Linked DNA regions of Homo sapiens: region 2 is linked to region 1. Evidence: read pairs that join two places in POLR2A ChIA-PET (ENCODE). Cell type or tissue: PC-9. All regions are shown on one strand. Region 1 overlaps PTGR1 (prostaglandin reductase 1). Region 2 has its middle 27 kb from the start of OR2K2.

The links. Peaks named below come from ENCODE experiments on the same cell type or tissue, not always from the same donor. Only the 100,000 strongest peaks of a DNase experiment are listed, where the experiment ranks them.
Region 2: POLR2A ChIA-PET joins it to region 1 with 11 read pairs; 2 of 35 experiments call an interaction of 5 or more read pairs at or near these places.

The regions. Positions count from the first base shown.
Region 1 is chr9:111,579,950-111,582,449 of GRCh38, reverse strand. All of the region lies in intron 6 of PTGR1 (prostaglandin reductase 1), which reads left to right. Among named protein-coding and RNA genes, the nearest start is that of PTGR1, 18 kb to the left of the region's middle. In PC-9, no CTCF peak of the experiment used is centred here; no DNase peak of the experiment used is centred here.
Region 2 is chr9:111,355,644-111,358,143 of GRCh38, reverse strand. No RefSeq gene overlaps it. Among named protein-coding and RNA genes, the nearest start is that of OR2K2, 27 kb to the right of the region's middle. In PC-9, no CTCF peak of the experiment used is centred here; a DNase peak (open chromatin) is centred at 1,293.

The DNA.
Region 1 (2,500 bases):
TTACTTTTTGTTCTGGAATTTAGCTAGGCTTGGATTGTGCTAAAATTACAAAATGAATTAGGATTATTTCTAAATATTCCAATTTCAAATATCCTATTAAATCACAAGGGGCTTTTATCCCGTAAGTTTGATAGGACTTGCGCTTAAACCTATTCTTTTATATTCAACCTTTCTGTCCATTTTATGTGTGTTTCTGTAAAATGCAGCTATTTGCATTTTTCACCCATCTGAAAGTCTCAGTGTTGTAATAGTTAAATTTAAGTCATTCTTATTAATTGTCATAACTGGAATGTTTGGTCATATTTATATTATCTTACTTTGTTTTCCATTTATTGGTTATTTCTTTCTGTGATATTTTCTTTGTTCTTTTTTCTCTAATTACTGAGAACCTAAGTTTTATTTACATTCTGCTAGTGTTTACCTTTTTACCAATTATTTAAAATCTGTTTTATTTATATCCTGCTACTATTCATATACATATTTTATATTCCAGAATAAACATATACATGTATATGAACTTCAAACAGTATATTTTTTCCCCATATTCTACCCTACATCCTAGATTTTTATTCAATAATCTAATAAATAATAAAAATCTCATTATCATTAAAACTTTTTGGTTATGACATCTGAAAATGCCTTTTAATTTTGATGCATATAGAATTCAAAGGACCTGCCAGGTGCAGTGCTGTGTGCCTATAATCTCAGCTTCTCAGAATTCTGGCTGAGGCAAGAGGATCCCTTGAGCTCAGAAGTTCAAGACCAGTCTGGGCAATGTTGTGAGACCTTGTCTCTAAATTAAAAAAAAAAATTCAAAGGACCCAATCCCTTTCTCTCAGAGCTCTATAAAATTGCTCTACTTTTTCAATTTCTATTTAGGGTTGCAGATGAGACATTCAAAGCCAATCTGATTCTCTTTCCTTTGTAGGTAATTAGACTTTTCTTTGAGGTGCTTATAAGCATTTCTTGTTATTCTTTGAGTTTAGAAATATCACCAGGAAATGTCTATATCTGTCTTTGTTTAATCCTGCCTGCAACTTAGTTAGCCATTATAATCTGAAGACCAACGTTTTTCTTCAGATGAAGAACAGTTTTCTTCTTCTATTTAATTATTTTTTTCATCTATTCTGTTTTCTTCATGAGGAATGGTATATGTTCATTCTGTTTCCCTTAGGACTATTCTTGTATGCTCTCTTTGCTCTCATAATTACATCTTTTGTACTTTTTCCTCTGAATTCTGTACTTTCTTAATCTGGTCCTCCAATTGAATTACATGACTTGCAGCAGCATCAGTTTCTAGATTAGCAATTAAGTTTTTCATAGCTGAGGCTCCTCATATTCTAGGATTGCTTCCTTTCCCCATAACCTGCACTTGTTGACTAATGCAGTATCCTTTTGAATTTCACTGAGAAACTTGAAACAGTATGAACACATCTTTTAAAATATCTTCTCTTCCCTGTAGAAATTCCACTGGAGACTGCCATGCTAAGGAATTTATACTCAATCCTTAAAGAAGTAACATGATTGGTTCTGCTTTTTAGAAACATCACTTAGGCCTTGGTAGGAGAATAGTTCCTAGGGACGCTATGCTAGAAACAAGAAGTCCACTTAGGAGGCTCTTACAATAATTCAAATGAAAATTTTGATGCATCGACAAAGATTGGAAGTCAGAGTCAGCTTTTTTTTTTTTTTTTGAGATGGAGTTTCGCTCTTGTTGTCCAGGCTGGAGTGCAATGGTGCGATCTCAGCTCACCGCAACCTCTGCCTCCCAGGTTCAAGCTATTCTCCTGCCTCAGCTTCCCGAGTAGCTAGGATTACAGGCATGTGCCACCACGCCTGGCTAATTTTGTATTTTTAGTAGAGATGGGGTTTCTCCGTGTTGGTCAGGCTGGTCTCGAACTCCCGACCTCCGGTGATCCACCCACCTCAGCCCCCCAAAGTGCTGGGATTACAGGCGTGAGCCACCGCGCCTGGCCCAGAGTCGGATTTTAAGGCTGTTTGGTTAAAAAAGAGGAAGAAAACCAGATGATTGGACATGGATCATAAGACAAAGGAAAGCTTCTCCTTTGAGCCATGTTTCAGGTTTGGATAACTGAGTGGTATCATTCTCTTATAATAGTGGATAGAAAAGAAATAAGTAAGAAGCAAGGAAAAAAGTATATTCCCTTTTGAACACACTATTTATGAGGGACCTACAGGACATCCAAGTGTGAGGACATCTATAGGTTGTTGGAAATACTGATTTGGAACTCAGGAGAAAAAAAATGGGCTAACATTAATAGATAGAATTAATAGATTAATTAATAATCTGCATAAAGGAGGTCATAAGAGTGAAAGAGATCATCCTATGATAGTCTATAGTCTTAGAAGGAAAAAGGACCAAGGAGGGCTCTCTTGCAATAGTTTTTTCTGGAATCATGAAGGAATGGAAAAAGCCTGTGGCCGTCACTATTTGTACAGAGATTCATGTAAATCCAACTGGGGTTTTTCCTCGATTGAA
Region 2 (2,500 bases), 220 kb after region 1:
CTCAGCCTCCCACAGTGTTGGGATTACAGGTGGGAGCCAGGGAGCTAGAGTAACTTTTTTTTTAAGTGAACCATAATGCTACAAAAGTTGGAAACAGCCTTTCAAACGATAGTTTCTCAAAGTTTTAAGTGTTTACCTTTAAAAATGATACATTTCTTTTACATTCAAGTAGTATTGAAAAAACCTTTATGAAAAAGATAAAGGACAGTGAGAAAACAGGTAATAGGAACATCTGTGTTTGTTTGGGTATTCTTGAAAAGAGTACTCTTAAGACCAATGTTGGGTATTAGTGGTTAGATGTATAATTCTTTTACGCTACTTTTGATTCCAGAACAGTCTTCAAATACAATATCTTTTCTGAACATCAGTATTTTTGAGTATTTATTTTATTTTAGCACTGTAAAGATGCCCCAGTGTTTCTTGGCCTTCAGGGTTTCCATTATGATTTCTGAGGTTCTCAGAGCAAATTGTTGCTCTCTAGATGTGGTGTGTAGTTTTTTTCTGTCTGCTTTCATGATTTTTCCTATTTTTGGATTTCAGCACTTTGACTATGATGTACCTAGGTGTGCTTTTCTTCATATTTATCCTCAAGTTTTGCTTCGATTTTTGAATTTCTAAATGTGTGAATTTTACTGAATTGTGAATTTTGTTTTGTTTTGGCCATTTACCCACATGTTTTTTTCCCTGTGCCATCCTCTCTCCTCTCTTTCTAGAACTCTAGTTAAACATATGTTAGATCTTTTGATATTGTTCCACAGGTCTTAGTCATTTTTTAAAAATTCGCTTTAAATTTATTGACTCTACCATGTCTATTCTGATATTAAAGCCCATCTAGTGAGTCTTTATTTCAGATATTTTAATTTTCCATTCTAAGGTTTCCATTTGTTCTTTTTAAAATTTTCAATTTCTAATCTTTCTCACATTTTAAAAAACATCATGAAGCATAATTATAGTTGCTTTTGAGTTCTTATTTGATACTTACACATCTGGATCATCTTGGCTTTGGTCTTTTTTGATTGCCTCCCCCAGGCCTCCAACATCATTTCCTGGTTCTTTGTATATCCGGTATTTTGGGACTGTAACCCAACATTCTTAGACATTGTGCATGTTATGTCGTGGAGACTCTGGACTGTTCCTCCAAAGAGCTGCTTTTCAATTTGAGCAGGCAGTGAACATGGTTAAACTCAAACTGCCAACTATCTCCCCTTTGGTAGGTGGCTCAGATCTCAGTTCAGCTCTTTTTTTTTTTTTTTTTTTTTTGGCTGAGCTTTTTGCAGTCTGCCGTGAACGTAAGTGATTCAGAGATTAGTCACAGACTTGGGCAGAGTTACACACAGAAACTTGGGTTCTTCTTCTCTGCTGTTTTATATCCAGGATTTTCCCCTTACTTTGTAGTGGGCTCTGCCTGCCTCAGGCTGGAGAGAGGGTGATTTTCAGTGGGAGCTTCCACCGTTCTGTGCCACGCTGACTGTGCTTTACCCTAAGGACAAAGCCACAAAGCCCCAAAACTCACCCCCTGCCGGCCCCTTCCATGTTTTGGCTCTCCGCCGAAATCTACCCGACTCCGACTCTAGAGCCTTAAGAAAATTGTTTGGGTTTTTTTTGTTTTGTTTTGTTTTGAATGCAGTGTTTATAGTTTCTATATGCAAGGCAGTCTTCTGGGAAGTTACTCCACCATACTGGACATAGAGTTTGAGAATATTTGTTGTTTTTAAAAAGCTATACAAAGCTAAACGTACCCTTACCATTGGATTGTGCTCATTGGTATTTATGCAGGCAAATTGAAAACTTGTGTCGATGCAAAATCTGCACGTGGATATTTATAGCAGCTTTATCCATAATTGCCAAAAATTGGAAGCGACCAAGATGTCCTTCAGTAGGTGAATGGTAAAGTATAAAATAAACTGATATATCCAGAAAATGGAATATTATTCAGTGCTAAAAAGAGCTATCAAGCCATTAAAAACATGGAGAAAACATACGTTTATATTAGTGAAAGAAGTCAATCTGAAAAGGTTACATCCTGTATGGTTCCAACTATATGACATTCTGGAAAAGGCAAAGCTGTGGAGACCGTAAAAAGATCTGTGATTGACAGGAGTTGGGGGAAGGGAAGGGTGAATAAATAGAGCAGAGAGGATTTCTAAGGCAGTGAAAATACTCCGTATAATACTACGGTTGTGAATATATGTCGTCGTACATTTGCCCAAACCTATAGAATGTACACCACCAGGAGTGAGCCCGAAGGCGAACTATGAACTTCAGGTGATAACTGTATGTCAATGTAAGTTCATCAGTTGCAACCAACTTACCACTATGGTACAAGATGTTGACAGTGGGCAAGGTTGTGCATGTGTGAGGGTAGGGGGCATATGAGAACTCTGTACCTTCCTCTCAATCTTGCTTTGAACCTGAAACTTCTCTAAAAAGTAATGCCTGTTTGAATTATGTTTTAGATAAATCTTAAAAAAACAAGGTTTTTTTTTTTTGAGGCAGAGTC